4 separate regions of the Homo sapiens genome follow, and all the other regions are linked to region 1. Evidence: chromatin contacts called from ENCODE Hi-C data. All regions are on one chromosome and are shown on one strand. Each heading gives the region's core, a stretch centred on a gene start or an enhancer-like site at or near the end of the contact. The rest is flanking DNA. Distances are from core to core; before and after follow the strand shown.

The links. A loop is a pair of places that touch in the nucleus more often than their neighbours do. Pooled maps may share reads with other maps.
Region 2: a map of CD4-positive, alpha-beta T cell shows a loop between it and region 1 (8-fold over the local background). The contact joins the promoter of CACUL1 here to the promoter of BUB3 in region 1. A Hi-C loop is called at or near these places in 4 of 168 maps with a recorded cell type or tissue (CD4-positive, alpha-beta T cell, ascending aorta and naive thymus-derived CD4-positive, alpha-beta T cell) and 10 of 50 pooled maps.
Region 3: a map of CD8-positive, alpha-beta T cell shows a loop between it and region 1 (26-fold over the local background). The contact joins the promoter of FAM204A here to the promoter of BUB3 in region 1. A Hi-C loop is called at or near these places in 5 of 168 maps with a recorded cell type or tissue (B cell, CD4-positive, alpha-beta T cell, CD8-positive, alpha-beta T cell and 1 more) and 11 of 50 pooled maps.
Region 4: a map of CD4-positive, alpha-beta T cell shows a loop between it and region 1 (10-fold over the local background). The contact joins the promoter of TIAL1 here to the promoter of BUB3 in region 1. A Hi-C loop is called at or near these places in 1 of 168 maps with a recorded cell type or tissue (CD4-positive, alpha-beta T cell), 2 of 37 single-sample maps with no recorded cell type and 10 of 50 pooled maps.

The regions. Positions count from the first base shown.
Region 1 is chr10:123,149,440-123,155,774 of GRCh38, reverse strand. It overlaps BUB3 (BUB3 mitotic checkpoint protein), which reads right to left and starts at 1,373. Exons shown (of 8, transcript NM_004725.4): 1 at 1,290-1,373; 2 at 663-857; 3 at 48-117. The coding sequence starts at 857. HMX2 (H6 family homeobox 2) reads right to left here. Exons shown (of 2, transcript NM_005519.2): 2 at 5,103-6,205. The coding sequence ends at 5,652. RefSeq lists enhancers at 723-792, 1,523-1,682, 1,519-1,688, 1,408-1,702, 4,324-4,543 and 2 more, a cis regulatory region at 1,603 and a silencer at 5,528-5,822.
Region 2 is chr10:118,752,382-118,758,383 of GRCh38, reverse strand. It overlaps CACUL1 (CDK2 associated cullin domain 1), which reads left to right and starts at 3,414. Exons shown (of 9, transcript NM_153810.5): 1 at 3,414-3,988. The coding sequence starts at 3,622. LOC107987151 (a long non-coding RNA gene) reads left to right here. Exons shown (of 2, transcript XR_001747604.3): 2 at 1-631. RefSeq lists enhancers at 3,053-3,347, 3,346-3,485.
Region 3 is chr10:118,338,484-118,344,168 of GRCh38, reverse strand. FAM204A (family with sequence similarity 204 member A) reads left to right here and starts at 1,845. Exons shown (of 9, transcript NM_022063.3): 1 at 1,845-1,899; 2 at 2,242-2,442. RefSeq lists enhancers at 1,685-1,904, 1,541-2,040.
Region 4 is chr10:119,593,572-119,599,243 of GRCh38, reverse strand. TIAL1 (TIA1 cytotoxic granule associated RNA binding protein like 1) reads left to right here and starts at 2,280. Exons shown (of 12, transcript NM_003252.4): 1 at 2,280-2,810. The coding sequence starts at 2,779. It overlaps LOC105378512 (a long non-coding RNA gene), which reads right to left and starts at 3,680. Exons shown (of 2, transcript XR_946358.3): 1 at 3,252-3,680; 2 at 1-2,630. RefSeq lists enhancers at 1,068-1,157, 1,053-2,050, 2,048-2,637, 2,051-3,049 and silencers at 2,648-2,757, 3,168-3,267.

The sequences.
Region 1 (6,335 bases), core at 124-2,623:
AGAACACTAGCCAAGAAAACAAACTGGTAAAGATATGGTCACATTACCTTGATCAGTGTTCAAATCATGCATTTTCAATTGATGATCTAGTCCTCCACTCCAGGCATGCGTTGGATCCTATAAAATAGTTTTGAACCGTTTAAAAACTAGAACTTTTGAAAGGGTTTCAACATTCTTATTTCTACAAGCAAGTGTTCAGTTTATGCTCGGGATATGCACTGGGCTCAACTATTCATGGTAAACAAACCAAAAAACAGCATAAAAAAGCAAGTGGTCACTAAACTCCTGTGTCTGGAAATTAAAGGAGGGCTGCTTTATCCTAGCCAACACGCTAGCTGAGGGTAAACATACATTTCCCCTAAACGGTTCCTTTCAATACGGCAGCCAAAACAGTATTGTTGCAAATATAATGATCGTATTTTCAGAAAGTTTAGAGTTACTCCACAAGCGTGTAACAGAAAAGGGGAGACGGAGTTTCCAATGTCTGCATGTCTCCAACCCAAAACGGTACAGGTTCAAGGCAGATGCTCCTGAAAAGCTAAAGAACTGTCCAAATAACCCCACCGACAGACGCCTCTACCCAACACTGGAAAAGAAACGCTCCTCACGTGGAGAATCGTTAACACAGTAAGAGGGCAGGAGCAGGGCGGGAGGGCACCTACGTAGAAGGCGCAGTCCAGGACGGCGCCGGTGTGCTGGTACTTGAGCCGCATGGAGTTGGCCGGCACATCGTAGAGACGCACGGACGTGTCCCAGGAGGAGACAAGCAGGAACTGGGAGGTGTTGGGGCTGAACTTCACGGAGGAGATGCCATCCTCGGGTGGCTGGTTCAGCTTGAACTCGTTAGAACCGGTCATCTGCAGAACAGGCGCCCAGAGTCCCCAGGGGTCCCGCGGGCTGGGGCTGCGCACTGACAGCCTGGCACTGGGGGTCCCCCCAGAGGGAGGGGCCGAGAGGACGACCGCGAGGAGACTCTGCGCTTGCGCCTGCGCCGAGCACTCGCCCGCCAAGGTCCGGACTCGCCCCATCATCCGGCCCCCGCCGCGCCCAAACCGGCCCAGCCCGCACCGCCGTCCCCCTAAACCCAGCCCGGCCCACAGCGATGCCCGGACCCCAGACTGTTCCCTTTCCCCTCTCCCGGGGTCCCGTCGCCCCGGGCACTCCTAAAAATAAAGGGAAAACAACAGAAACGAAACGGGATCCCCTGCGAATCGAACGGCCCTGCCAGTTGCGGACCCGGGAAGTCCCTGGAGAGCCCGCTCCCGCACACCGTCGCCTCGCCTCCCTACCTTGGGCTCCCCTCAGAAGCAACGTTTCCACTACTCGCCACTCGCTGCGGCCGCCGCCGCCTCCTTGCTTCCCTCAGAACACTCGCAGGCTAGGCGAAGGAGGCGGAGAGGAAGCTCCAGTGTAGACCTGCCATTGGCTGATTTCAAACGCCAACGTCTCAGTCTAGGGGGCCGATTGGTCCGCTCAGCTGCCCAGCATCGGTCAACCCAGTCATCCTGTTCCGGCTCAAAGGGAAACCGCTGCTTTTCCGATCACGTGGGCTCATTTTACCACCGCGCTGGGGCATCAGCGTTCGAGCTGGACGCGTGGAAACTACACCTCCCAAGGAGCATCGCGCCAAGGCTCTGTTCATGCCCTCTCCCGCCTGCGTATGGCATTCTGGGAAATGTAGTTTTCTAGGGGCTGACGCTCTGCCCGCCCTCTTCATAGAAAGCGGGAAAGATCTTTACAGCTCTGTCCATGGCGCCCTCCCCTTGAAGTTAGTCTCTGAAACACAAGAATCCCATTTTGGGCAATACTTATATAGTCCTAAAGTTGTCTCCCTATCCCTGGGCGTGCACACGCCCGTGAAGCTAACCAAAAGTTGATGTAGAGGAGGAAATATTTGCTCTATCAACTGCATTATTTTGCCTTGATTTTTTTTTTCTCATTTCTTGGGAATTTCCACCTATAAACCAGGGTCTCCCATTTCCCATTGTCTCAAGTTCTGCTGAAGAAACCCATTCATATTTATATTATGCTTTATCTCTCCACCCCATCTTTCCACAAACATTTATTGAGCCTCCACTGGCGCCAGGCCTGGTGAGAGGCTCTGGAAAGATGCATGTAATCAGACCAGCCTTTGCCCTTCAGGAACCCCCCTTCAGAAGGGTGAACAGCCTGGGAGACAGTACTCTGCAATGTGTTAAAGCTCCCACCACTTCTTTTAGAGCTCTTTTTTGAAGGGTCCTGAAACGACAGCTACAAGCCTCTCCCCTTCCACTCTGTCCTGCCACTCCCCAAAGTTGCAGGCTCAGTGTGCTCCATTTGCTGTTTTCTAGAATCCTCTAGAAATGAGGATCAAGAAGGTTGCTTGAGTATGAGAAATTATTTTATCTCCATGAAAGAAAAGCAATACTTAATCAGTAGAATGAAGTGACTGAGTTATTCTTGAATGTCAAAGGCTCACTGAAAAATTTCAATTTAATCCATGCTTTAACCGCTTTTTCACTGCCTTTTGTAAAAGAAAAATATATATCGTTTTATTTGATTTTGTGTGAAGTGAGAGAAAATTGTGGGGTTAAAGTGATTAACTTTTAAGGGACATTAATGAGAAAGTGTTGATGATCTTTATGCATTCACACACCCTGAATTGGATGCACCTCTTTCTGTGATTCCTGACACAAGAAACACACATACAACAACAACCTTTCTGCCTACTGCATTGATGACATTACTGCTGAAAGACTCTTGCCCTCCTTCCTTGCCAGTCCTGGTACTTGGTTCTCTATCTCTTCTCTTTCCACAAGTTAATGGCTGAATTCAAAATTTTGAAATGCAGTTCCTTACTTCCATTCTAACTTTAGCTAAATAATTTTACCTCCTGACTTATCTGGTTCCTTCTCCCAGTTGTTTATTTAATTATATTATTGTTCCAAGATTCTGAGCATGAATTACCCACTAATAAAATCTAAGTGTATTTCATTATCCAGTGTGTGTATGATTCAGGTCCCTCTGGGCATGCAGTTGCAGCCCGACTCGATTTGAGTTTTAAGAAACGTCAATCTTTTAAATCCAGTTTAGAGGCTGAAAGGAGGCTGATGATTTTGCTGATTATTCAAATGAATTGATAGTCTTGAGACAGGAAATCTGGCAACAATGGAGTCCTGAACATTTAAATCCAAATGCAAAGTTGTGTGTGTGTGTGTGTGTGTGTGTGTGTGTGTGTGTGTGTGTAAAACCTAGTTACCTGTGAGAGAGGAATTCCTAAGAACTAATTATACTGTTGGATCACGGTTGACAGCTAGTTTCTGGATTAGTAAAAAGAATGAAATATACACATCATGACAAACTGGAAAAGGATCATTCCCTAAAATTTTAAGGGCACAAATCACTGTCATTAAGTGACTGAAATGGCTATAAGAAACCACTTCCTATAAGGGAAACCTACAGAGGATACAGTGACCCAATACTGTTAAAACCATGATCTCTTGTAAAAACTGTAATCTATTGAAATGCAAACAAAAATGATATGGATGGAATATTCCTATAGAAGCAGTTCTTTGGACGCAGTTTGGTTTTTTCGTGGAATATTCCAAGAACATTAGAAAAAATTTCAAAAGGGTCATCTGAAGCAAAAGAATTTCATTGAAACGAAGTATATGTATACGATAAATCACAAGAAAACGAATCCACTGTCTCTTTTATCTGACTACCCAATAGCATAGTTTCTCAGCATGTACTAGGGCCCAGTAAATATTTACTGATGTAAGCTCAGTTGAAATAAATGTAATTGAACTAAGCTAGTGTCGGCAGATGTGTTCTTGGGTAACATCCTTCTGACATCACCCTGGAATAGATTGTGATTTTTATGAAATCTAATGTGAGAAGAAAAAACATGATCTCAAAATGGACAACATGAGATAGAATATGTTTGGCCAGTTTACAAAAAATACTGCGAGTCACATAGATGTTTACAGATATCCTGTATATATTCACAAAATGTAGATGATTTCGATGCCTTGCAGCTCAGAGTCAACTCTCACACGCAAATGTTTTCCTTCTAGCGGATGAGATAGGGCCTCAGCGCTGCGGACTCCAGGCTCCTTTGCATCCGCTCTGCCCAGCCAGAGGCCGGAGGAGCTCGCCCCAGGTGGTGCTGAACCACCGGCTTCCTCCAAGCTCAGGCTTCCTTTTCCGAGGTTTTGCCAAGAACAGGTGGCTGCAATCTATTGGGAGCGAGAATCTGCAATTTGCATGATACTCCCGCGGCTATTCTCTCGGTGCAGCGCCCTCCCAGCCCCTGCGCGGCCGCAGGTGTCAGGGCGAGGAAGTCCGTGGGCGCCCCCGCCGCGCGTCAAGGTTCCATTCAGAGCAAGCGGCCGCGTGCTAGCCGGTGATCCAGCCACACGCTGAACCAATGCAAACTATTAACAACAAAAGAGTGTAGGGAAGCGCCTTTGCCTCCCTCACCTTCTTTGCCTGGTCCCGGGCCTCGGATCTCTCCTGAGCCGCAGAACTGCCTCACCGCGCCCAGTTCCCTCTCCGCGCGAGACACATAACTCTGCCACCGGCCGGGTAGCTGGGCGCAGCGACAAGCTGGTCGCGCCAAGCTCGCGGCGAGCAAAGTGGAGGCTTTACTAGGTACAAGCAGCGCCATCGCCTGCTTTATACCCCTGGAGAGGAAGTGCGCGGCACAGGGCATGTCATAGCGGGAGCTGCTGTGGCCAAGCTCAAGGCGAGCCCAGTGCCGGGAATATGCCGCTGGGCACCCAGCTCGCTTGTTCCCAGAAGGCAATCGCTTAAATGGCGAGGCCTGCCTCCCAGTCTTTGTCTTTCTCCGCGCGGACTCTTGAGCTGGATTCCAGCCGGGGTGCGCCCCAGCCCGCGCGACGATTCTGGGCGTTAGGAGGGAGAGTGGGCGGGCAGCTCCAGCCACGTGCAGTCTGGGCGGCGCCAAGGTCCCGACCTTTAACCCCTGACCCCGGTCCCACCCTCCACGTGGAGCGAGCCAAACTTCCACAGACAGACGCATGCAAGTCTTTCCACCGAAAAACCTGAAAACCTTCCGTGCGTTATCATGCCGGGTAACCAAGCCCACCAAAGTTAGCAAAGATGTTTAAAATGTTTTATTTTTTTTTCTTTTTAAAAATATTTACAGATCTGAACTCTCCCCTTTTCGTCCCTACCATCCTCGGGATGAGGGAAACGAAAAGAAGCAATTTAGTAATTGTCCAAAGCCTCTGAGGGCCTGGCTTGGCCGAGCGTGTATGCATGTACATATATACAGGTGTATATATGGGGGAGGAGTGTACCTGGTTTTGTAGGTGTTTTCCTGATTTTTTTCCCTACCAACCACAGCCTGTCTGGCCAAAACTCCCTTTCCCACCACCACCCGAGAACATCTCACTCCGAATGGTTTTCAAAGCGTACTGGTTCGGTCTAGGTAGGAAGCAGGCTCTCTGACTTAGGGAATGCCAATAAATACCCGAAACAATCAAAACAAAAAGTAGGGCAGAGACCATAAATAAGAGCTAATGAATACACATGGTGTATTTCTTCATATTTCTGGAAACACGCCGCCTTGCTCCGGAGCCCTGCTTACAGTACAGTACGCGCCCGGCTCTGCGGGCAGCTGGGGGCGGCGCGGGGCGGCGGGCCGGTCAGTAGTCGAGCTTGTTGTATAGGTTGTAGAGAGGTAAGGCCGAGAGGTTGCTTCCCGGGTAGTAGAGCGGCGCGGGAAAGGCGAGCGAGCGCGGCACCGGCACGCGCAGCAGCGAACTGTCCCGGAACACCAGCGGCATGCTCACCAGAGTCTGCGCCGACGCGTGCGCCATGTTGGCCGCCTCCAGCTCAGCCGAGAGCTGCCGCTTCCACTTGTTGCGGCGGTTCTGGAACCAAGTCTTTACCTGGGTCTCCGTGAGCTGCAGGCTGGAGGCGAGGCAGGCGCGCTCCGAGCTGCTCAGGTAGCGCTTCATGTCGAAGGTGGACTCGAGCTGGTACACCTGGCTGCGCGAAAAGACGGTGCGCGTCTTCTTCTTGGCCGCGCCGGCCTGCCGCTCAGCGCCGCCGTCCCGCGGCCGCTCGGACCCCGGCGAGGGCGAGCCCGCGGGCAGGAGCCTCTCTTTCTCTTCTTTAAAGTCCGAGTGCGAAGGAGAGAGGAAAGGCGTGCGCTCCAAGCCGCCCGGGCCCGAGCCTCCGCTGCCCTTGGGGGTACCTGAGGAGCGAGAACAGACAGAAAGGCCATGGAGTTGGTTGGGGAGCCTCGGAGACCGCCAGCTCTCCCTGGGACCAAGCGGTTGGCAAGCGCCTGCAGCCTTGGTCCCACCTTACCAATCCCCTCCTCT
Region 2 (6,002 bases), core at 2,165-4,664, 4.4 Mb after region 1:
GAGAACAAGACAACACCACAGAGAAGCAGAGCTCAGTAATGGCTGAGCCCTGCCTCACCTCCACCATTCCTAGACCTTCTCAGTCTCTTAGCCAATGAACAGCCTTGATTTTAAAGCAATTTTTATTTGAGTTTTTGCTTCTGGAAGCCAAAACAAACATTTTAGCCTATGGAATCCCAATTTATACTTAACGTTTTTATTTGTTAATCTTTAAGTTTCAGAATTCTTTTCTGATTATAAAAATAATACATACTTATTGTAGAGAACCAAGAAAACATTGAAAGATATAAAGAAGAACATTAAGACCATCCATAATCTCACTATCCCTAGATAACTGCTATTGAGTTTTGAGTTAGTTTCCTCTTTATGTATCCAAACTTACACAGAAATTTTACACATATATTTATCCTGCTTTAATGAAATTCACAGCCTAGTGGGAAATAGAAACAGACAAACAAAAACCGAACAAATAGATGAATATCTGCGACTATGGAACGTCATAGTAACTACTAACCTTGTGTTCACTGTTTTTGGGTAAATGTTGCTAATAATGTTATACCCCATCTCCACAACCCAGAACAAATCAAAGATTTATGTTAATAACTATTAAAATATAATATGCTCTAAAGTATAACAATGTCTCATAATGCCACAAAATCAACCAGTTACCAATATGTTCATTTGGTTTCCCTTCAGTAGGATTTCTTATGGGAAATTGTCCCCTGTCAGTGACTGGTTTCGCTCAACTGTCATTAGGTCTTGTCACAGTAGTTTAATTACAGCAAAAATGGCTGTTATATTGATCATTTTGACAACACACACACAAAAGGTTCAGTATTCATCAGTGTGCTGGGTAAAAACCCTTGGAGCAGGGCCCTCAAGAGGATGGAAGTTACATTGCTATGATTAGTACCAAGCCCATCAGTTCTAAATGTTTTCTAATTTCTATTATGATTTTATGACCCATGAGTTAATTGGAATAGTGGAAATATGGGGCTTGCCAGTTACCTTTTGGTTATTGATTTTTAACTTACCTATATAGTGACCAGAAAATGTGGTTACTATGATATAAATCCTTAGATATGTGGAGACTTGCTTTATGACACAGTATGTTCAATTTTTGTAAATGTTTAGCATATTCTTGATAGGAGTGTGTATTCTATGGTCATTAAGGCAATATTCTACACATATATATTAGATTAAGCTTGGTAATTGTGTTACTCAACTCTTCCAGTACCTTAAAGATTTTTTTGGTCCCCTCGGTCTATGTATTAGTTTCCTGTAATCAGTTGCTTAACAAATTATCACAATAGGTGGCTTAAAAAAACCGACATGAATTCTCAGTTCTGGCATCTAGAAGTCTGAAATCTACATGTTGGCAGGGTCACAATCCCTCCAGAGGCTCAAGAGGAAAATTTGTCTCTTCCAGCTTTGGGTGCTGTCAGCATTCCTTGACTTGGGAATGCCATCACTCCAATCTCTGCTTCTGTGGTTACATTACCTTCTCTTCTCTTCTACCTCTCTTTTATAAAGACACCTATCATTGGATTGATGGCCCACCTGGATAATCCAGGATGATCTTCTCATCTCAAGAACTTTAATTACATCTGCAAACGCCGTTTTTCCAAATAAGGTCATACTCGCAAGTTCTAGGAATTAGGATATGGACATATCTTGTGGGAGGCTGTATTCAACTCACTGCAATTAGAGAGGGAGTGAAAAATCACCTACTCTGATGGTAGATTTCTTTGTCTTCTTATACTTCTGTTCATTTTCGCTTCATATATTTTGTGGCCATATAGTCGCTATGATATAAATCCTTAGATATGTAAAGACTTGCTTTATGACACAGTATGTTAGAGACACTTTTTTGACTCTATCTTCCCTGTATATTGGACTTTTTTTTTAAATGTAAAGACCCTTCTTTATCCCATCGCACTCACCCAGCCATCTACCTAGAGTCTGTTGATGATAAACCATTAGTTGTTTGAAACAGAATTTGCCTTCCTTCTGCCTCTCTTTTTGCCACACATGTAATTCTAAGGTTTTATGTTTTCCCCTTCAGCATACCACTTAATTCTCTTTTTTTTTTTGGAGACAGTCTCACTCTGTCACCCAGGCTGGAGTGCAGTTGCGCGATCTCGGCTCACTGCAGCCTTGACCTCCAGGGCTCAAGTGATCCACCTAAGCCTCCAGAGTAGCTGGGACCACAGGCACACGCCACCATGCCAGGCTAATTTTGTTTTTAGAGGCGTGGTCTTGTTATGCTGGTCTGGCTGGTCTCGAATTCCTGGGCACAAGCGGGCCTCCCATCTCTGTCTCCTCAAGTGGTTGAATTACAGGCGTGAGCCACTGCGCCCAGCTCGCATTTTTTTTTTTTTTTTGAGATGGAGTCTCGCTCTGTTGCCCAGGCTGGAGTGCAGTGGCGCGATTTCGGCTCACTGCAACCTCTGCCTCCCGGGTTCAAGCAATTCTGCCTCAGCCTCCCGAGCAGCTAGCTGGGACAACAGGCACGTGCCACCACGCCCGGCTAACTTTTTTGTATTTTTAGTAGAAACGGGGTTTCCCGTGTTAGCCAGAATAGTGTCGATTTCCTGACCTCGTGATCCGCCCGCCTCAGCCTCCCAAAGTGCTGGGATTACAGGAGTAAGCCACCGCGCCCGGCCTGAGCCGGCATTTTTAAAAGTTGGGTTGCTGGCCTTAGTGCATACAAACGTAAAGGAATTTTAAAAACACATGAGTAACTCAAACGCATTTCTTTTTTGCGCCATCCTGCTATGTGTGATTCGGTTTTTATTCTCGATTTTGTGCGTGTGTGTCGCGACGGCTGGGGACCGACCCAAGAGCAGTCGGACCACGGGCCGCCCAGGGCGGTCTCATCCGTTTATAACCTGCGACCCCGGGGCCTCTTGTGGTCCCGTACCTCCGTCCCAAGCAAAAGCCGGGGCTCTCAGGCACTCAGAGGTGCGAAGGCCCCGTAGACTTGGAGGACGCGAGGAAAACACCTCCAATCACTCTGGCCAGTCCACAGCTACTGCCAAGACTGCTCCGCGCGCGTCCTCAGGAACCGGCGAGGGCCTCGTCGTCATGGTAACCAGATTGCGAACGCGCGTGCGCAAGACACACCTTTGTCACGTGAGGCCGGGCAGGGGGCGGGGCCGGCGAATGCCCGTCCCGACCCGTCGCGCCTCCCCTGTTAGCTCCCTGCCAGCCGAGGCGGGGCGAACCTCTGCCCTGTTGCGTGGGAGTGACTCACAGCTCCCGCCCCTTTTGGCTCCGCTTTCTCGCGGCCAGTCCCTCGCACCACGTGCCCTCCTGGCCGCGCCCCCAGCTGCCCTTTCCAACTGCCTGTTGGAAGCCGCTGTAAAACGTCGTGAGGAGCGCCGCTGCTTTACGGCTGCCTCTCCCAGACTAGAGCCCCGGAGCGCCCACCGCCGTCAGCCGCGTCTTCAAGCTAGTCGGCCCCGCGGAGAGCGAGAGACCCTGCGCACCGCAGCCCTCTCCGCTGCGCCCATTCCTGCCGCCGGCGATGTAACTCGGGGAGGCAGCGGTGCCCGCTGGCCCGGGGTTGAGACAGGCGGCAGGTGCCTGTGAGGCGGGCGGGTGCCGGGGGCCAGCAGGATGGAGGAAAGCATGGAAGAGGAGGAGGGGGGCAGCTACGAGGCGATGATGGACGACCAGAACCACAACAACTGGGAGGCTGCGGTGGACGGCTTCCGGCAGCCCCTGCCACCTCCGCCGCCCCCCTCGTCGATCCCGGCCCCTGCCCGAGAGCCTCCGGGGGGGCAGCTGCTGGCGGTGCCCGCGGTCTCCGTGGACAGGAAAGGCCCCAAGGAGGGGCTCCCGATGGGGCCGCAGCCACCGCCGGAGGCTAATGGGGTGATCATGATGTTGAAGAGCTGCGACGCGGCCGCCGCCGTGGCCAAGGCGGCCCCCGCCCCCACCGCCAGCTCCACCATCAACATCAACACCTCCACCTCCAAGTTCTGTGAGTCCAGCCTTTCCCTGCAGCCTTGGCTTTTCTCCACCTCACTCGGACGCCGAATCCACCCCCTCTTGGAGAAAGCTCCGCTTCCTTTGTTTCAGGCCTCGGTCTTTCCTCTTCTCCCCGTCCGCCTTCGCCTCCCTGCCTCCTTCCCCCTCACCGTCCCCTCCCCCTCATTTGGTGTCTGCGGCCAGCGCCTGAGCGGCCCTGGCTTCTTGTATTACCTGGCCTAGAGAGGCAGCCTGGTACACACGGAGCCCCAAGTTCGGTCAGTGCGATCCCTATCACAACTGGCAGTCTCTCAACATTGGGAAGCTCTTTTCGCACCCGTCTTCTCTTGAAGTTTCACCCTCAAAGTGAGGGGAAAATAAGGCTGCCTGAGTCTCGTTAGGGAAAGGCCTTCAGTCTTCTGCAGCCAGAGAGAGAAAAGAAATCTGGCAACTTGTGTTCTTGTGTTTTTGGCCAGGCTGTGTTAAACAAGTAAGGAATTTGAAAGTTGACCTATATCTACACCTTGTTCCTTCTCTACTGTGTTACACTTTTGCATCCTGCTAGGGAAATAATGAGTTGCTTTCCGATGCAGTGGCAGCTCCGACATCGTCTTGAAGCTAATAATGCATAAAATCACTTTTCAGAGCTTACACTCATAAGAATAAGCCTTTCAGGATGGGTTATGTCTTGTGTCCAAACCCAAGATTGGGTTGCATGTTGAACTTTATGTTAGTAGTCTGTCTTAACGCTCAATTGCACGCATTAAGATTTAAGACCAAAATCTGTTTTGTAATCCGAAACTGCCTCTGACCAGGATATATGTATGCTTCCATAGCTAGGAAAAGAATGTGCTTTTACTTTGGTTTGTGTGTATGTGTGCGTGGCGGTGGTGGTGGTGATAGGATGTTGAAAATGATTGTGACCATCACAGCCAGGTTTTTCTCTCCTATTATTAACTGCAAGTTTTGAGTGGCATCTGGTAAAGCAACTGGAGAGTTCATTTCTAGCTACTAATTTTATGAAGCTGTACTTGTCCAGTTAGCTGTGCAGAGAAAATATTTGCCTTGATGCAGATAGTCGGAATCTTACACACTGTGTGTGGGAACAGCGCGTAATTTTATTTGCCCCAAGATACTGCCTTAGTCAAAGACATTGATATGTACGTTTGGTAAGATTATATACGCTTTTTCTCCTTATTCATGATAATCATGTTTATATTGTATAGTTTGTGTGTTGAAGGCTGTGTTGTGGAACCAGACCTCCTGTAGAGTGGCAGAATGACTTCACCTGAGTCACGAAGGAAGATTGCCTTAGTAAAGTTCCTTTGAAGAGTTCAAAAAAGAGCATAAAGTTAGGAACAGAAATCAGTAAAATTGAGAACAAAAGGATTTGTCACACCAAAAGATTATTTTTGTGAAAAGATGAGTAAGCTAGGCAGACAGACCTCTGATAAAAACGACAAGAAAAAAAGATGCAAATAAATGAAAAATGGAAAATAACTACAAATATCAGATTAAAAAAAGAACGTTATGAACTTAGGCTGATGAATTTGAAAGCCTAAATGAAAAATATAGTTCTTAGAAAACTAGTAAATGTGAAAATTGGTATCAGAAGAAATATCTTGAACTAATAAACTGAAATGGTAAAGATCTCCCTTTTTAGAAGCTCTGCATCCAGATACGCTGATGAGTTCCACCATACTTTAACACTTAATTCTTTTTGCAAGTTGCACTGGAAAATAGAAAAAATACCAAGTTCATTTTATGAGGCTTGTGAAATCTTGATTCTAAAACAGATAAGGACATGTAAGAAGAGAAAATTATAGGTCTGTTTTACTTAGCATAGAAATGAAAATACTGCAGAATAAATACTCGCTCATCAAATCCAACAGTGTGTTACAGAGTCCTGATCCATAGAGTTAGTCCTAGAGATGAAAGCATGGTTTAACATCTACTTATCTAATTTAGCTCTTTAATAGACTAAAGGAAAAAAATTACGATTATCTCAATTGGTGCCCTGAAATCAT
Region 3 (5,685 bases), core at 596-3,095, 4.8 Mb after region 1:
GAAAAGGTGATGGGAGCACGACAGGGCAAGGGTGGCTGCCTACCACGCAAGAGAAGAGGCCTCAAAAAAAAAAAAAAAAAAAACCTACTTTGCTGGCATCTTGATCTTGGACTTCCCAGCATCTAGAACTGTGAGAAATAAATTCCTGTTGCCTAAGCTACCTTGTCTGTAGTATTTTGCTATCCCCAGATGAAGAGCAATTAAGAAGCCTAATGCAGTTACAACAGCACTCTCAGGCACACCTTCTTGTTACCTGTTTAACTTTTTAAAGATTTGGATTCAAGGAAAATCCTACTGAGAAGCTGAACAGATTTGGCCAAAATAGTTTTACACAGATCCTTAACTCATTCAGCCTTGCTTCTACTCTAGAATCAGAGAATGTGAACAGGAAGAGGGACCTCGGCGATCCAAACTTGCTGATTCAGGTTTTACTATGATTCTGGGGTTATAGAAAACTGCTCTCTAAACTTGGCGCATCTTCTGGAAGATGTTGGAGGTGAGGTGGTTTAGTGGATAGTTAATAGGCTTAACCATCTGTTGATGTGAAATTGAGATATATTACTGAGTGCAATGCAAAATTTTATACACATTTAGCTTGCTTTGAAGAAAGACATTATTGGTAATGTTAACAGCAAAAAACAGCTGAGATTGAAAATTAGCGTGGGCTAGGTAACATGTTAAAGTCTTTATGTGTACAGTAGCCTCCCTTATCCGCAGGGAATACCTTCCAAGACTCCCCGGTAGATGCCTGAATCCTGGAATAATGGCGAACCCCACATATAGTTTTTCAATCTGATAACCAAGATGGCTACTAAGTGACTAAGAACCTGGTAGCCTAACAGCATGCATGGACAAAGCGATGATTCACACTGCAGATTTCATCAGGATATCCAGAATGGGCTTGCAATGAAACATTTGAATTGCTTATTTCTGGAATTTTTTACTTAATGTGTTTGGACCTTGGTTGACCCCAGGTAACTGAAATCAGGCTAAGAGAAGCCACAGATGAGGGAAGCCTACTGTATTTTCTTTTCTTTTCTTTTTTTGAAATAGGGTCTGGTTCTGTTGCCCAGGCTTTTCTTATATAATCATCACAAAATTAGCAAATAGGTACACTTAATGTTATTCTTATTATAAAACAGTATTTCGGAAAATGCAAATATTTCTAAAATAGCCCTATTCCCATCCCTATCCATAGGGTATTTTATCCTCTTCGCAGTGCTTTTCTCTCTCTTTTTTTTCCCCTTATTTTCTATGTTCCCCAAGCACCCCCTTCTGGGCATAACACAGTGCCTGCCACAAATAAGAAAAAAAGAAGTTCGGTAAACTTTTGGTCCAGTCAGTGAAGCACCTTGGACCCCATCACCAGACGGTAGGCGCCAAGAGAGCAAGAGTCAGCATGTTTTCTGCTAACCAGAGATTAGCACGATGCCTGGTACAAAGTAGGCGCCCAATAAATAGGTGAAGAAAGAAAAAAAATTAAAAAAAAGGAAGAGAGTGAGGGGAAAGGATGAATGAATGAAGACGTTTGCAGAGGGGCCTAGAAAGAAAGCACTCTGCAAGATTCTCCCTCCTGGTGGCATCAACTCTCAGTTCAAGGTCTATGTCAGCCCTTTCCTTGCCCAGACGCATTGGCCTACAGCAGGGAATGAAGAAAGAACAAAGTCTTTAAAAATGTTCAGAAGAAAGAGAAAACGGCAAGATAAAAGAGAGAAAAAAAAGAAAGAAAGGAACCACCTCCTTCGGGCGGACTAAAAAGGGAAGCCCCAGGAGGCCGGTTGCTAAGGCGACCCTAGGGCCAGAACGGCCCCAGCCCATTGGTTGAGACGCAGGAGCCAATGAGAAGGCGCGATGTTGACGGGGTCCTAAGATGGCTGCTGGGCGACCACTTCCTGACAGGTGAGTACGGCTTATGGAGGGTTGGTTACCCGCCGGTTCGGGCTCCGGCATGATGAGTCTGGGAGGGCCTCTTGTGGGCAGCCGAGGGAGGCGGCATGGGCGGCCTCATAGCTCCTCGGCCGAGCCTCCCGGAGCAGGCTAGAAAAGCCCCCGGCCCGGGGCCGCGGAAGCGACGGCGGGGCCGCCCTCAGCCTTCCTCGAAAGGGGCGTCGCAGCGGCCTCCCCAGCCTGTTATGTGGAGGGGGTTCTCCGTCCCACCCAGGTCAAAGTGAGAGGGGATTGAGGAGGCTGTCGATAGGGAAAACAGGCTCACGTTTACAGTTGCTGTATTCCGGAAAACAGCTCCAGTTAATGGGACTGCCAGCAGGCTAGACATCCTTCGCCGGAATGTGCAGCGCTTAGTTCTGTGCCCGGGAGGGGCTTCTCTCTCTTTTGGGATTGGAGTGTGGCATTGCCGCCAGAAAGCCTGCAGAATTCCGGGTTGTGCAGCCAAGCAGGAACGGTGTACCTTTCTAGACCCATCCTCTTGCAATCTTGGACCCTGTAAGTATTCTCACAGCGGAATCGACTTAAAATGAGCCTTGAACTGTTAACTTGGTTTATTGTCTTTCCATGCAGGATCTTGGGTCTGGGAAAATGTTTTCCAGGCCTCAAGTAAACGAACACTCTCTTTAATTAAAACAGTTGAATACATGCAAAATCTTGCTAAATAAGTAGTTTTTCTGGATTCGCTCTCAGGCCTGTAATTCAGTTGTCCTTTCTGTACCTTTTTTGAGAAAAGGAACACATTCATTTCATAAAAGTAAATAGGATATTTACGTTAATGTTGATGTTAACATGCTTGAAAATAGTAACTATTTTTAAGTCACAGACTCTGATTATGATGTAAATTACAATCTTCAGATTGTTAAATAATTGTGGCTTATAATTAGTATACAAGTGAAATTAATTTTAGATCAGACGAAGTTCAGGCTTCTGGAATTATTTCTAATCAAATACAAAATATAGGAAATAAGACAGCCTTATACGATGAAAATGGAATTTAAATTCTGGAATAGAGATGGAAAACATTTACCCATCGAGCTGCTCAAATATATCTTTTGGGTTTTGATTATAAGCAGCTGTCTGGTTGTCCAGAAAATATGACATTATTACTCAAACCTCTGACTGTGACTTTGACTTTGATGTATGCAACTTAGTATAGCATCTTGCATAGCTTTCTGTACTCAAAAAGTACAGAAAAAAATTCTTAACCAAATTTAACAAGTCTGTAATTATAGGCTAAGATCATTCTCAGCCCCAGTCGCAAATCCTTGTCCCCGCTTACAACTCTGCTCTGTAAAATTCATAATCTAAAGCCATGGGGCTATTTTTGTAAAACAAATGGATCAGAATGCATTAGGCAAGTCAGTTATCCCATCTGTAAATTGGGGGCGGGGCGGGTAGGGGAGGGGCTGATATAGATAGTAATTCCTAGTGGAAGGGTTGTTGTGAAGATTAGTGGAAAACCAAGGCCTGCCACACTGTTTGTATGCCATGTGCAGCAGTGACTTGCTTTGTTTCCCCTTTCTGGTTCTAGTGTTTCCTGTTGTAACTAGGGTTCCTTCCCCTTCTCAGTGTCCTGAAGTGTACAGAGTTTCTCTGAAAACATCCTCTTGGCTGAGTTGCTAGGTAGAGGAGAGAAACCTTATCTACTGGATACTGGGCTCTAATCAGGATTGCAGTGCTAGAGAGAATGGAGTGATACATCCAGGAGTGAGGTGACTCTGGGCATTTAGGGCACTTATAATATCAAAATCATAAAGAGGCATTTTAGAGCTGTAAGACATCTCAGAGATCATTTGATCAAACCTTTATTTTATAGCTTAAGAATGGAGGCCCAGACAAATGCAGTGGCTTTCTCCTAATTATGTTGCTCAGGACTAGAAACCATTTTCCAACTTTGAAGACTTTTTCCCCCTGTAACCAGTGCACAATCTAGAACGGTTTTTATTATAATTTGATTTCTCCCTGGCTGCTTTATTTTGAAAGATTGTGTCTACTCAACCTTATTTATGAATGTTTTTTTCTGATAAAAATCAGACCTATAACTACCAGTGAACCTCTGATTAACATGTGAAAAATAGTGCTTCACTAAATTGGTCTTTTCCTGTAATGATGAATGGTACAGTCTTACTGAGGGGAAAAATAAAATAGTTTGGGCTTTTTGAAATTAGCTTAGAGACTCCTGTTACTATATTCATACTTAGATTAGGAACCACTGAACTGTACCCTGTTTTTGATTCATTGTTATCTGACCAAGTATGCTAAATAATAACGATGGGTGGTTTTCAAGGGCAAACAAACAAACAAACAAGAAACCCTAGTTATTCAGACTAGGACAGTATATAAATATTTTCAGTTCATGGCAAATTGTGTTAGCCCAGGACTAAAGATGTGTTCTGCATAGTACACACAGAATGTCTTGAGGATAATTGTGGGATGGAATAAATCTTAACTCTAGAGGTGGAGGGTGTGTAAAATGAAGAAAGTGATATTCAAAACCATAGAGAGAAAAAGGATTCTGAGTCATTTACATTTTCCTTGGGGCTAAAATGATTAAATTGAAAATTATTTGGGTTGCAGGGTAAAAAAAATGAAAGCTTATGAATTAATACATTGGCTGTTATATGGACTTGGCTATAATCTATGCTAAACAAATTTAAGTTTCTGTTTCTCTGATATTCCACGTTTCTGGAGACAGGCTGAGTGAATTTTCACAGTTAAAGGGTAACTTGGGATTATCTGCCTTAAAATAAAGAAATACGCTCTGAAAGGCATAAGTAAGAGACACTTATAGAGAATCATTCTCCACAGCAGCCAAAACAAGAATAACAGGAGGCCTAACATGGTGCCAGTTGGAAACTTTGTGAATGACAAGTATATGCTATGAATAGAAAGACTGTTTTGAAACATGAGTCCAAAGCAAAAGTCACTAAGCAGCCACTCCATATTGGCTGATCTGTAACTGGGCTGCTGCTTACACGGGCAACTCCATTTTGCAGGCTGCACAGTAAGTGGCAGCAGTTATCCGTGTTTATCAGTGACTGCTCAGTCTCCCTTGTATTTGTTTTTTTGAGAGTCACAGGAAAATGGCACATGACTAAAGGTTCTAAAGAGTGGAATTCAAAACCTACCTGATTTGAATTTTGCCTGGATTTAGAGGTGGATTCCACCTTTTTCAAACTATTTTAATTTTTTTTCCTTTGGGTACACTCAAGAAATTATCATACCAGGCAGATGCCACACTGAGGACAGTTTTTAATGCCACATGAGCAGGAGCTAAAAATATATAATTTTGAGAAAATTTAAAAAGCCATAAAAAATGCCTAACTACTTGAAGGCTGATTAGCAACAACAACAGCAAAAAGCATGCCTTCTTCGGGGCAACTGAGACTGCTTCCCAGAGGGAAGCATGTTTGGGTGCCCAGAGCATAGACTATCACCCTGCAGAGATGCTAAAACAGTGGTTTAGTAGGAGACCTGTGCCACTGCCCATTGGAGAGGCATACACGTTTCATGAGCAGTCACATCTAAAGTCCAGGTCAAGGAATACTTGGCTCAAAAACTGAGCAGAAACTTGCTATGTGTATAGCTGTCATTTCGTGAGGCTAGGGATTTTTGCCTGTTTTATATACTTCTGTCCCCAGGGTCTTGAAGAGTGTCTGGCACATAAGTGGGCATGTAAAATATTTTATGGACAGGAAGGGAAAGAGTTATTTCTAACATAGACTCCAGTGATGCTAA
Region 4 (5,672 bases), core at 1,031-3,530, 3.6 Mb after region 1:
ATAGTTCCTGTTGCTTTTCATACTCACCAGCACTTGGTGGTGTTAGTGTTTTGGATTTTAACCTTAATAATTTCACTGCCAGTAAACATGCCCATTTTAACCATTCTAGTTTGTAGTGGGCATATTCTTTTTACTAAGTTAAAAAAAAACTCAAATATACATGTATATACATATGATTTTTAGGACTATGTACATGTGGAATAAAACCTTGTAGAAGGAAAGCAATAAATAGTAAAGACAGGATTCAGAAAGATGGTTACCCCAAGCGAAGGCAGGGGTGTGTGTTATTGTGTGTAGGAGGTATAGCATAGATACAGATATAAACTCGTGTCATTATAACTTTTTAGTGTGGTGGGTTTGTGGCTATAATCAAAACTAAAGTAATAAAGGTGGGTGCGGTAAACTGAATAATGGTCCACCAAAGATTTCTATGTCCTAATTCCCAGAATTTGGGAATGTTATGCTAAAAGGGACTTTGCAGATGTGATTAAGAATCTTGAGATAATCTTCGCCCAAAGTAATCACAAAAGGTTCTCGTAAATGAAAAGGGGTGGCAGGAGAATCACGATGTACGTACAGAGGCAGAGAAGAAAGAAGATACTATGCTTCTTTTCTTGAAGATGGAGGATGGGGCCAAGAGCCAAGGAATGCAGGCAGCCTCTAGAAGCTGGAAAAGGCAAGGAACCAGCCCTGCCGACACCTTGATTTTAGCCCAGTGTAACTGATTTTGGACTTCTGACTTCCAGAATTGTAAGAAAATAAATTCGTGTTGTTTTAAGTATCTAAATTTGCAGTAATTTGTTACAGCATCAACAGGAAACTATCACAGCGGGCCAGGCATGGGTTAATGAATTGGATTATAATTAAATCCAGTTCTACACCTAGGTCCAATTAAAAACATAGACAAAACCTTTGAGTGGCTCCTCACTGCCTGGAAGAGAAAGCTCAAATTCCTCAGCATGAAATAGATTCTTGACAACACGGTTCTACAAGGTCCTCTCTAGCTTTAGTTCCCTTCCCCCCGCTCCCGCCCGCATCCCCAGCCCATACATTTTAGCCATGGGTCCTGGCGTCTGAGCCTTTTGTTGTTCCTACGGACTCTTATGGGGCTCAACTCCTTTGCCGTGTCTCTATGAAGTCTTTCAGGTTGAAATTTCCTCCCCTGAAAATGGACAACATAAGGGCTTGCTGCATGGTTGATTCTGCTTTCAAGATTAATGTTCAGTGGCACGCATACGCACCGCCACTTGCAGAGGTCGACATGCACTTAGTACATGTCGGCAGAAGCAACTCTTAAGCCATTACTAACCGGGGCAGTTAAGTTCTGGCAATGGGCTGAAAGATCTTTCTTCATCGCCACTCTTCACTAAGCTACAAGACCAAGTACTTTCTCCTGAAGGTACTTAGAGGAGGAAAAAAGCACACCAGGAACTGTTGTGGGGGGTGAGAAGACAAATTCTACAGGGATGCAGAGCTAGTATGAACATGGCTTCCCCTATCTTCATGCAAAACTGCGTTTCTAGCCCACATGACTGATGTCTGTAAACGCAACTTTATGTTTGTGCACGTCTCTGCCCAAGGATTTTTTTTTCTTTTAACTCCAAGAATACGGGGGGAGTTGGGCAAGTCATTATAATAGGGCTCCTCTTCTTACCCCACTATCCGATGAGACATTTGATAGGGAAACCTCTGAAACTTGTAAAGCAATTTACAAGCAGGCCACCTACTTGTATTTAACAAATAGGCTAGAAATACCTATTTGTGGGAAATCGAGTCCCCAAAACACCCCAACCCCTCCGGGTCCCCGCCAGCACAGCCTCTCTTCTGACTGTCGCGCGAAGCGGCGGTTGACTAACGCGAGCCAGCCGTTCTGATGAACACAGGAGGGCCGGACGGCCCTGCTGGCTCGGACACCACGCGGAGGGAGAGTGCTGCCTGAGCCACAGTTGAAGAAACCGCTCTCGGGCTGGACGAAGGCGGAGCAGCAGCTCAGACTGGGCCAACAGAAGAGCCTTACAATGCCTGGAGCAGTCCGAGGACAGCCCCCGGCGCGAGGAACTCTGGGACTTGTAGTTCGCTTTCCCAGACAGCGCTTTTCCCCACTTGGTCTCCCCGCCTTTCAATGTCGCTTTTATTCTTCCCTTTACCTCCCAGCCCGCCGACTTCCTGGTCGTCGCACGTCCTCACGTATGACTACACTACCCAGAAGTCTCCTCTTCACGTCCCAGCGCGGGTGGGCGCCGGCGGCTCCTCTTAACCACAGGTTCCAGAAGTCCTCTGCAGAAGTGCTTCCCTCTCTCATTTCCAGGACCACAATTCCCAGAGACTTCGGCTTCACGACGTTTCTCTTTTTGCCCGATCTCTCCCGGAGCTGGCTGGGCTTCGGCCGGCCAGAGGCCCACAGCGACGACGTGATCCGTCGTGAGCGGGTCCCAGGGTTTCCTCGGCGGCCCTTTTTTCTCTCCCCTCGGTCGTCCCCCTTGCAGGCTGTCGCGGCTGGCCTGAGCGGTGACCTGGCGGGTCGCGCCTGCGCTCTGCCCTGTTTCCTGCCTGGCTGGTGGCGGCGGCCATTTTGTTCATCCTCCTCCTCCTCCTGCTCCTCCTGGTTGGAGCGCAGTGTCCGGAGCGGGCTGGGGGGAGAGAGCCCGAGAGCAGGGTTCGGTGCCTTTTCCTCTGTCCCCAGCCGGTGCCCAGAGCCCCCCTCCCCTTCCTCCCCACCCCCTCCCCTCCCCAACCCTGCCCTCCCCCTTGTCCCGGGATCGCTCCGTCGCACCCACCATGATGGAAGACGACGGGCAGCCCCGGACTCTGTGAGTACCCGAGACGAGGGGTGCCAGGCGCCAAGAGGCCCGGGCACCGCGGGACGCTAAGGGAGGGAGCAGGAGAGACTGGGCCGAAGCCGGGACTCTAGGCGGCTCCCTGACCAGGGCGGCGTGGACGCGAAGTGCATTCCTCATCTGTCCCCTTTTCCTTGGGAAGGAAATCCTCCCTTCCCCCAAACAGTCACTTCCTGGGGTCTGGGGCTTGTCTCGACCTTTTTCTCTGGCGTCCTTCTTTGCATGCCCTCCCTAGGCCGGGTTTCTGCACGGCTGAGGCTGTCAGGCCCAGGAGAACTCCTGCACCCCCTCCGCGTTGGACGCCCTGGGCTGGGCCTGGAGCTGCCGGCGCCCACGGGGGAAGGGCCTGGCGGGGGTAGGATTGGGGGTGGGCCCGGGGGTGGGCCCCGCGGGCCCTGAGGAATTAGCACTCACCCCTTCCACGTCCTCAGCTCGAGTCGCTCCCAGCTCTTCTCCCCAGCTAAGCTCTCGGAGGAAGCAGGACACTCTTTCACCACTCAAGCCCCTTCTCTCTTTATGCCCCACGTGCCCCCGCCCACGCTGTCAGAAACACCCGCCTAGCGCCCGCTACTTTTGAAGTACATAAGGGATACCTTTTGCTGCCCGAGCATCTTTCCCTTCTTGGATAAAGAAGTTTACTTTGAGCGCTCCCTACGCTAAACTGACAACCAGTTGTTAAACTCCTTTTGCTCTCTAGGTGTTGCCTCTTCCTAATCTGTTTGTGCGTCGAAAGCTTCAGAGTTGGCTAAAATTATGTCTTCATCCGCTATTTGATGTGTGTCTTCTGAACGCTTTTTCTCCTGTCTTGCTGTTGCTTTTTACCTGAAGCTCAATCTAATGAATGAATTCCATCTTCCAACCACTTAATTCTGGTTTCCTTCCTTTCCAATGAAGAGTGATGACTCAGCATTTGCATTCCTTTCTGAATAGTGTGGCACTCCTTTTCTCTGCATCTTTTTTTTTTTTTTTAAGTCTGAATACTTTTTAATTAAATGTTTAAATTGGGCACCCTAATTTCCCGGCCTCTCCAGGTCTAGCACTCCTACCTTGAGTACCAAGGAGTCAGATCGCTGCTTTGTTTCTCTTGCCTCTCCTGGTATTGATAGGATCATAGTCCACTTGGCTCTGCTCTCTGATGGGGAAATTGCTTTTTAGGGAATAGATGAAGGTGGAGGGGCACTCGAGAAGTTTGACTAGCTTCACATCTCTTCACTCCTACCAAAGAAAGGATGCTCAGTAAAGAAGATAGATGTTCAGTATTGATAGAGATTTTTTTGGTGTGGCCTTGTACAGGAATAAATGTGTTCTCTAACGTCTCACTGAAGTATCCGTCCCGTTTTGAGAATCTGAGGCCTACTGAAGCACATCCAATGCTTCAATGAAACGCCTGCTTAATAGAACGTCTTTGTGTTTTGTGTTGTCTTCCATTTCTGCCTTCTCTCCCTAGAAGAAAGAATTGGGACACACTTGAAATTTGTCCTTCAGGCCGGGCGCAGTGGCTCACGCCTGTAATCCCAGCACTTTGGGAGGCCGAGGTGGGCGGATCACGAGGTCAAGAGATCGAGACCTTCCTGGCCAACACGGTGAAACTCCGTCTCTACAAAAAACACAAAAATTAGCTGGGCGTGGTGGCGCGCGCCTGTAGTCCCTGCTACTTGGGAGGCTGAGGCAGGAGAATCACTTGAACCCAGGAGGCAGAGGTTGCAGTGAGCCGAGATTGCACCACTGCACTCCAGACTGGTGACAGAGCGAGAGTTCGTCTAAACAATTAAAAAAAAAATTTTATCCTTCAACATCTGTTGAAGCCAAGACTTGGTGTTGAGTTACAATGTGTACTTTGATATAAGCATCTGGGAAAGCTAGGCTTAAAGACTAGCTAACATGTATTTAACAAAGATAAAAGTTACATTGTATCTAAAAATCTGAAGTATCATCACACACTGAATGATTGATAAATACTCATGGCAGGGGTCTCATTTACTGTATCTGTTCCTTACCAAGAGGAATCTCTGGTTTTGTAGTGCTAAAGAATGTGCTTTTTTGATGTCTTTTATTTATCTTTGCATCTGCCTTGCCTTCATCCCTATCAGAGTTTCTCCAGGGGAATAATAAGCTAACTTCTTTGTCACTTATTTCCTTCCTCTACCTTCTCTAATCTCTTGTTCTTTCTTTGAAACAGTTAAGTTGTCTATGTTTACAGTTCTCTAAAACTGTGACATGTTCATATGAATAAATAAACATCTTAACTCTGTTGTTTTGTATGTCAGTACGTGTTTACTATTCTGTCTTCCTTTTTCCTTCTCCCACCCTTTTCCATAGGGCCTTTTTTTTTTTTTAAGAGAAGGACTACTACATCTTCCTAGGTCTTACCCCCACAGCACTTAGTTCACTGCCTGGAACATAAGAGGTACTCAGAATTTCTACAGTGATTATACTTCTTTCATTAAATTAGTATTAAGTTCTTTTTTAAAAGTCCTGGTTGAACTAAGATTGTAGGCAGACATTACTGTCACATGTGGTGCAGTCTGTTGACTTTTATATATTTTTTAAAACCTTCAAATGTAAAATCTTGAGATAAAAGCAAATGTTTAACAATTGGGATTTTTATTAGAGTTTAATACAAATAATGCATAGTTTTTCTAAGTGTACGTTTTACATATTCTCAAAGGGTTCTATTAGATATAAGTAACATGATGAAAACTGAACATGATTTTAGACGTTGATATCTAGTAGGGTTTTTTGTTTATGGAGATCTTATATTTTACATTGTGAGCTATGGATTAGGTTTTTCAAGTGGCCAGTATGTTTTAAAAGAATGTGTTCTTAACAAAGCTT